2 separate regions of the Homo sapiens genome follow, and region 2 is linked to region 1. The links are chromatin loops, found by intact Hi-C in ENCODE. Cell type or tissue: IMR-90. All regions are shown on one strand. Each heading gives the region's core, and the rest is flanking DNA. Links, peaks and the distances in the headings are about the cores only. Region 1 overlaps CRYBB3 (crystallin beta B3). Region 2 holds the start of LOC124905096 (a long non-coding RNA gene).

Region 1 (4,392 bases), core at 152-4,151:
GAGAGAGAGAGAAAGACTGCACTCCAGCATGGGTGACAGAGCAGGAGTCTGTCTCGAAAAATAAATAAATAAACAAATAAATAAAAAGTGTCACTGTGGACTGTGTCCCTTTCAGGTGCTAGAAAAACACAAGTGGAGAACTTAAAGTATTTTGGCTACTTTCTGAAGTTATTTCCTGGACTGCATTTCTTTGATAACAATACTGATTTGAGACTGGGCCATGTGGCTCATCGTTTTAGTACGGTTACAAAGAAAAGTCCCAGTGCTATGCTGGTTTAATTCAAGATGTGAGTCCTGGTGTCTCAATCCCCAACCGAATGTCCCTTCAATATCCCACTTCTTGTCCCACACAATTGTTCAAATCAGAAACATGAGGGCCCTTCCCAGGCCAGGTCCATATGGGCCAAACCCTCAGCCCAGCTTGTGCAATGAGCTGCCTGACCAGCTCTCAGTGCACCCTGCTTCCAGGAACACCCAGAAGTGAGCAGGAACCACACTCACAATATTCAGAGGCCGGAGGGACAGAAGGCTGTCACTATCACGGCTGTTGGACCAGGCATCCCAGCGAGGATAATCCCCCTTCTCCAGAACAAACTGCTCCCCGCGGAAGGCCCTGGACTCAAATGCCAGCCACCTGAGGGAGGAAGAGGCTTGGCTGGGTCACCTTTGCTGCAGCTGAGGAAGGATTCAAGTTTAGTGAGAGAAGTGTCCAAGAGCTGCTGACCTTGAACCTTGTACCCTCCCTCCAACCCTACTGCTAATTCCTGGACCTGTAATTAAAGGAGCTGCTAGGACATACCGGGAACTGTCTGAGACTCTGGGCCAGAAAACCATCCTAGGGTATGTTATTGAGAATCTAGCCTCTGTGCAAGGTACCCAGAAAAGTCTTTAGCACAATGCCCGGTACACAGTAAGTATTCCATAGGTGACAGTGACTTCTTCCTCTTCCTTTTCCTCTTCTTTGTATTGTATTGTTATTAATATGTATTTATTTGCATCATTCCATTCATTTTCATAAAAACTCTCTCTGAAGTACGTACCATTGTTATCCCCATTCAACAGATGAGAAAACAGAGGCCTGGTGTGTGAAGCAACTTGCCGAAGATCACCCAGATGGTTAGTGCCAGAGCCTGGACTTGCAATCCAAAGGCGGGAATTCAGGGCCCAGCTGGGAGACCTGCCTGCCTTGTGGACATGGATGGGACACTTACCAACTTTGGCCTCAGTTTCCCCATCTATAAAGTGGGAATAAGAATGATACCTCTGTCACAGGGTCATGACGATTCAATGACATAATGCATGTTAAATTTTAGGTGTTACAATTATTATTAAAATTATAAATATTAAATCCCATGTTCCAGTCACTGAGTTAGGTGCTAGGTTGACCTTGCTGTTCTTCCAACCTCAGGTATCCTGGGATTTTCTGCAGACATCTAGGATTCTAGAGAATTCTTCAACTCTCATTTTACAGATGCGGAAAACGAGGCCAGAGAAGGCAGGGGAGCTGTCAAAAGCCCCACAACAGATCTAGAGCTCAGACTGGGGCCTCCACACTCCCAGAAGGCTCAGGGCTGTGGCGAGGGACTGGGGGTCTAGGTACTCACGGCCCGGACTCCACTTGGATGGAGCCCACCTTCTCCAGCAGGCTGTCGGTCAGGCTGGGGCACTCGGCCGAGAGCTCGCAGCGTTTGCCTTGGAAGTTCTCTAGTTCGTACAAGATCACCTAGAAGAGCAGAGTCCTAAACATCCCACCTCTGCTAGGCTCCCAGCTCCAGCCTCTGCCCCTCCTTTGGGCATTAGAGGGAGGTACCCTCTGCTTTCTGCATCTCTCCAGCCTGGAGCTGGCACTGAGGTGGGCCTGCACTGCCCTCTAATGGTCATGGAGGGAAACGCCTTCAGGAACTTCAATGAGACCAATTAAACTAGTGATTGCAACTCTGATGTCCAGCAGGAGCCAGGTGGGGAGTCCAGCGGACTGAAATAACCCGAGAGGTCGGTGGGGAAATGAAGCTGCTTCTGGCGATGAGGGAATGAGGTCCCAGTTCCAATTTTTTCAAGAGAGGTCAGAAATCTGTATTTTCCTTAATAGGAAATTTCCCCCTTAAAAAAATGAAAACACCTGTTTGCAGTCTCGGGGAAGACCTCTGCCTGCCCCAAGCCTAGGAAGAGAAGGGCTGCAAAGGCAGACCAAGGTTTTGCCTCTCTCACCCACCTGGAAACACAAACTGACTTTGTAGAAGATCCCCAGGGAACATCTGTTCTAGTCATTTTACAGAAGGGATCAAAGAAGCTCAGAAAGGGTAAGATACTTGCCTCGGGCTGCACAGCAAGTTAAGAGGAGGCACTGGGATTCGACCCATCCTTAGACTCTGTCTGGAATAGTTTCCCAAAAAGACCCCGGAGATGGTTTGGAAAGGGCAGAGCCAACACATTCAAACCTTCTCTCAGATTTCTAGTGTGCCTCCCTCTGCTAGCTGGCTTCACTCATGTCTTTCAGCCTTTACACCAACTCTGGGCACAATATCTGGGCACCATCCTCATTTCAAACATGGGGCTGTTGAGGCCCAGAGAGCCTCCAAACCCTGTGCCCTTTTCCCCAGAGTGGGCAAGACACCAGGCTGAGGTCAGACAGGAGAGTCAGAGCTCAGAGCCGTTTCCAGAAACCCCCGGGCCTCTCTGATCCATTGGTGCAGGCAGGATGTGGGTGACCATTTCTGTTTTGCAGACGAGGGAAGATGCAGCAAAGTCATGAAGCAAGTTTCTAACGGGAGGGTGGCAGTGAGAGGACCCACCCGGAGCGTTTTGTCCTGGCCTGGGTGGTTGGAAGGATGGCTCTTCCTTCCTGCAGAGGTGCTGCTTGGCTGGGAAGATGACCCTGAGGCCCAGGAGTAGCCTGGGCCCTCTGACCCCCTCCCTGCCCAGTACCTTGTAGCTGCCCCCAAGGTCTCCATGGCTCTTGCCAGCTGCAGCCTGTTCGGGTGCTCCGTGCTGTTCCGCCATCTCCCCAGGAACACCTCTGGCTTCAAACCAAAAGAAAATGGTTCACTGGATCCACCCGGGAGAAGCCAGGTGTTGATGTGACTGGAGTCCAGGATGAGCTACAGAGCCTTGCTGCCCATGGGGCGTGGCTGTAACTTATGATCGACATTCAGTCATTCAGCAAACATCCATTGAGCACCTGCCATGGGCCACGTGGACTGAGACAGTGGGATCAGGAGCCCCATTGTACAGAGGGGAACTCTGAGGCTCAGCAAAGTGAGGCCACTTCCTCAAGCACACAGTGAGGAAGTGGCCTGGGTCGGGCCTGGCTCCAAAGCCCGTGCCCTTTTCCCCTGATCCAGATGCTCCCCGAAACCCAGGTTTCTCAGAGCTCTCTGCAGATGTCCCACCCCCAGAACCTGGCTAAAGGGTGGGCTTCAGGGAGTTTCCTCTACAGGGGTCTCTCCCACCTCCGTACTCCAGGAACTCTTTTGTTCACTGGTTACTTTATTCAACAAATATTCCATGAGCACCTACACAGTGCCAGGCTCTGGGCTGGGTGACCAGGAGGGACAGGAGACCCCATATGTCGGGAGGTGGACAGACAGACCTCTAGAGAAAAGGCTTGTAAGACCAGGTCGTTGGACACCTGCTCCAGGTCAGTTTCCCTGCGTTCGGTTACTCATTCCTTAAGCATTTATTGAACACGACTGTGTACCAGCCACTTCAAGACCCAGACACCGACAGTTCTTCATTGCTACAGGGACAGTGACACGCAATACAGGCCCCTGCCGCAGTCACATGGAAGGATTCTCATCATTGTTGCACCCATGGACACACACAGGACTGTTCTGTTTGTCAGCACACACACATAGGTGCACACACTCGCAAAAGTTTCTATGGTCACTATCAGTTATATTTCACCCATGGGCTCACAGGACAGCTTCTTTCTCTCTCTCTCTCTCTCTCCTCACACACACACATCCCTGCCCATTTCAGACATCCACAGTGGTAAACAAGGCACCTACATCTACACCCCACATCCAACTGTTACCCACCCACGGCTCCCAGCACGGCCACCCCAGCATGCACAGCTGCACAGCCCACATACTCTGGATGTGGGCCTAACCATGCACAGCCTGCGGGCTGTCGGTTCTGTCTCTCCTAGCCTCAGCAGGAAACAGGGCTTGGTCCAGCTCACAGGGGACTCTCGGGGGACTTGGCAGGTACCATGTGTGCCCACTCCCCTCCCTCAGAGGAGCTGTTTTGGAAGGTCCCCTGCCCTAAGCACATGTCCAGGGGCTTGGACCCTGGCCACTGCAGACAAGGGTCCCTCGTTCCACCCCCAGCTGGGCTGTCAGGGTCCTCTCACTGGGACCTGACCCTTAAGGGAGGCGCTGTTTTTCTTTGCAG
Region 2 (4,392 bases), core at 303-4,302, 1.2 Mb before region 1:
ACCCTTGAAATCTAGCCCAGAAGTCAGCCTGTGGGAAGAGACTTCCCAGGTCACTGTGCAGCTGGAGTTGCATCTTGGATGACACCATAGATAGCTCTGGCGGGCACCCATGCATTTATTCAGAAAATATATCTTGAGTGCTTACTTCATGCCCAGCAATGCGTCCAGCAATGCGGTGAGGAGGTGAATCAGACATCATTCCTGTCCTCTAGAGCTCATGGTCTGCATGCTCTAAGGGGCCAAGCAAATGTGTAAATGGACAATTTAATTAAAAATGGCAGGTGCCATAGAAGAGAGAAACTCAGAAGACCCTGGGTGGCTGCAGAAGACCCCTAAAGTAGCCAAGGGAAGGGGCTGTTGGAATAGTTGAGCGAGAGAGGCAGAGATTTTGAATGTAGCTCCCTTTCCACAAGACTCCCAGAGATGAGGCAGTAAGTGGTTCAGCTGACACTTGGCCAAGGCTAATCCTTCCACTAATTGAAGGTCATCTGTATACTTGAAGTTTGCCCCCTGGCATTCCAGAGCAGGATGGATATGCAGCCAACGCTTCTGTGTTTGAGCCCAGAATCAAATCACAAAGCCTTGCTTAAGTCAATCATGGGGCTCCCTCCAAGGCAGCACTCTATTATGTGTTTATGGATGAGACCTAAGAGGGCTGGCAAGGAATCATTCACCCTGCAGAGCGTGCCTTGGGGATGGACTGTAGGAAGGGAGAATTTTATTTTTATTTTTAAAGCCTGTGCTTTGATGTATTTTTTTTTAATGCAGGGTGGGTCTGCATTACTTTACAATAAGCATAGATGGTATAATGAACAGAACCCAGTGCCAATCATATTCTAATGATTCCTCTGAAAATATCCTGAGGAAGTCTTTGGTCCTCAACCCAGCTGAGCTCACTGCTGCATCCTTGGCAACCTGGTACAGGGTAGGTGCCCAGTAAATATTTCTTGAAAGACCTCACATCATTTCATTTAAAGGCAAATTGCAGAGCAGGAGCGCTTGGGTTCAAGTGTCCAAGGGCTCAGGATGCACATCCTAGTTGTATGTCTGTGAGCACAACTGACCTCTCTGAGCCTCAGTTTCCTCATCTTTAAAATGGGCTGTCTCAAGGTGTTGTTATGAGAATAAAACAAGCTCACGCACATGAGATGGGCAGCATATAGTGAGCACCCAATATACACTGATTATTTTTATGGCTTTTAAAACTCTTGTCATATTTTCATACCAATTGTACTGTTGTTCACTTAATACATATATATATATATATATTTTTTTTTTTTTTTGAGACAGAGTCTCACTCTGTCACTCAAGATGGAGTGCAGTGGTGTGATCTCAGCTCACTGCAACCTCAGCCTCCTGGGTTCAAGCGATTTTCCTGCCTCAGCCTCCCGAGTAGCTGGGACCACAGGCATGCGCCACCAAGCCTAGCTGATTTTTTTTGTTTTTGTATTTTTAGTAGAGACGGGGTTCCACCATTTTGGCCAGGCTGGTCTCGAACTCCTGACCTCAAGTGATCCATCCGCCTCAGCCTCCCAAAGTGCTGGGATTACAGGCATGAGCCACCACACCTGGCCTATGTAATATATTTTTAAAAATTTCTATTGACTTGTTTTTCTATTTAGATTGCACAGTATAATTTAGCCTCACTCTAAATAATAATAGTCTTATAATCAGAGGTTTCACATGTCAGTTTTAATTTTTCTAATTTTCTTAAGCCAAACGACTCACAAAAAGTTCATCTGGACACTGTTTAAAGCCGCGTGGGTATCCCCGTAGTGTATCTAATACTCCTACTCCTCGGGAAGTGCAGCCCGGTGCACAACACTTTATAGCTTTTGAACTCCCAGAGTCCAGAATACACTCTCCGTGTTTTTTTTGTTTTTGTTTTTGTTTTTTGTTTTTTTTTCAGCCCGTAGACTCTGTTCCTCCAATGTTCCATCCCTGTGCTAGGAGCTGGGTATGAAGCAGTGAATTAGAGAATCACGTTTTCTGTTCTCCCAAAACTCAGTCGAATGGGGAACAGAGAACAGTTACCGGGTCATTACAGCCCAGTGTGGTCTCAGCTGTGCTGGGGAAAGCGCACAGGAGAAGCCTCACTTTCCCGCCCCCTGGTCGGGGAGGCTTTTTCTTGATGACGTTGGTGGCTCCCTTCAGAGAACACAAATCCCTACTGTATTACCTGCAGTGCAGAAAAATGACCAGCAGGTGGCAGTGGCGACACAAAAGAATTCCCCCATGAACCTTTCCTCGGAAATTTTCTTTCATAAATTAACAGATGAATTAATACAACAAATATTCACTGGACACCTTCTGTGTGCCAGGCATTGTATGCGCCGGGCATACAATGATGAGCAAGGCGAACATGGTCCCTGCCTTCATGTAACTGAACACTAATTCAGTCCTGTATGTATTCCAGAAGTATTTCCTGATACCAAACCTGTGCTAAACACTGTCCTCGCCCTGGGGAGATGGAAGGTGCATAAAGGATAAATCGTTAGACCTGGGTGTAAAGGAGGATATTGACAGCCGACCTAGGAGCAGGACCCCCAGGCTAAGTGCTAGAATGGCCTTGGGTTATCCTGTGCCCTGGCTCCGCCCCTATGGTATTTTAATTTAATTAGTCACCCAGAGTATTCTTTTTAAAACTCTCCAGGAGATTTTAAAGTTTGGCAAGGGCTCAGAACCACTGGTTTGGTGTCCTGGCATGGTTAACATATTAACTCATCATTTAATTAATTTCCAAAGTATTTGCACAACCATTCTGTATTAGATGATTTGCATATATTATTTCTAATCCTTCTGCAAAGTCCTTGAAGGTAATAACAATCATGACCAAAACAGCCAACATTTACAATATTTACTGAGGGCATTCTCTGAGCCAGATTCCATTCTGAGTGTTTTATATCTATGAACTCATTTAGTTATCACAACAACCCTAAGACACAGATATTATATCTTTATTCCTACTTTATTTTATTTTTATTTTTGAGACAGGGTCTCATTCTGTCACCCAGGCTGGAGTGCAGTGGCGTGAACACAGCTCACTTCAGCCTTGACCTCCCTTTCAAGAGATCCTCCCACCTTAGCCTCCCGAGTCGCTGGGACCACTGGCGTGCACCATCATGCCTGGCTAATTTAAAAATTTTTTATGAAGACAGGGTCCTGAGGACCCTGAGGTTACCCAGGCTGGTCCTGAACTCCTGACCTCAAGTGATCCTCCTGTCTCGTTCTTTCAAAGTGTTGAGATTACAGGCATGAGCCATCATGCCTGGTCATCATCTCCATTTTGTATCCAAGGAGAATGCAGCGCAGAACGGTTGGGTAACGTGTTAAAGGTCACAAGCTAGTTAGTGGTATAAATAAGATTCAAATCCAGGTGGTCCAAGTCCGGTCTTAACCACTGCACCATGCAGCCATTTTACAGATGAGAAAACTGAGGCTCAGGTGGAACTCACTGGTGAAAAGTCCCCTCAAGCAGGAAGTGGCTGAGCTGCAATTTGAGCTGAGGATTCTCTAGCTTTCAAGTCAGCCTGATTCAATTTTGACCCAGTCCTCAGTAAGAGTTTGAAAACAATGTCATATGGAATTTTTCCCCAGCAGGAACCAGCTCTTGGAAGGCATTTGTGTGTATCTTCAGCACCTAGAAGATGGCAGAAGAGTCAAAGGAATAGGAACTTGAATTTGAAACTGGAGGCCTGTGTCTGCTGCACCACCTTGAGTGAGTTGCTTATGTCTCCATACTCCATTTTTTTCTGCCCATAAACAGTCTGGACCTTAGCCGAGACATGGCTAGGCAGTGACATGTAGTCACACTTTGAAATAAGATCATCTAAGGCAGGTTTTCTCAACTTAGACAGGTTTTACATTTGGAATGGATAATTCTTTGTGGTGGGGGCTGTCCTGGGCACTGGAGGATATTGAGCAGCATCCTGGGCCCTGACCTGCTAGAAGCCGGTAGCACCCCTCTTCCCTGACAAGTTGTGACAACTCATAATTTCTCTAGAAATTGTATTTACACATGTCCCCTGGAAAGCAAAATCGCCTCTGGTTGAAAACCACTGGTCGAATGTTTTAAACAATTCGGGTTGCAACTGGTGTAACTCCAGCCGTTCTCTCCCAGGAATGCAAATGAATTGGACCGATGGCCTTATAGATCTACTCACGAACCCACTCTCGTTTCTGTTTTCTTTTTCTATTTTCCCCTCTCTTTAACAATAGAAGAAAATGTACATTTCTGGAGCACATTTGAACAAAAAGCTCGAAATCAAGTCCCCTAGTAATAGTTACAAATGGTTTGCAATATGCCCTACAAGCAGTGGAGCTTTGAAACAGAGTGGTGATTAGCAGCCAATGTTAACTGACGACTTGCTATGTGCCAAGCACACCATTCAT

Evidence for each region. Peaks named below come from ENCODE experiments on the same cell type or tissue, not always from the same donor. Only the 100,000 strongest peaks of a DNase experiment are listed, where the experiment ranks them.
Region 2: it touches region 1 in a loop (16-fold over the local background); 2 of 110 quality-filtered maps call a loop at or near these places.

What each region holds. Positions count from the first base shown.
Region 1 is chr22:25,200,005-25,204,396 of GRCh38, reverse strand. CRYBB3 (crystallin beta B3) reads right to left here. Exons shown (of 6, transcript NM_004076.5): 2 at 2,926-3,020; 3 at 1,605-1,723; 4 at 502-634. The coding sequence starts at 3,000. Among named protein-coding and RNA genes, the nearest start is that of CRYBB3, 2.3 kb to the right of the region's middle. In IMR-90, for the core only: a CTCF peak has its summit at 1,873 (motif pointing left); no DNase peak of the experiment used is centred there.
Region 2 is chr22:26,358,398-26,362,789 of GRCh38, reverse strand. All of the region lies in intron 12 of SEZ6L (seizure related 6 homolog like), which reads right to left. LOC124905096 (a long non-coding RNA gene) reads left to right here and starts at 1,765. Exons shown (of 3, transcript XR_007068038.1): 1 at 1,765-4,392. In IMR-90, for the core only: a CTCF peak has its summit at 2,192 (motif pointing right); a DNase peak (open chromatin) is centred at 2,179; H3K27me3 peaks cover 385 bases.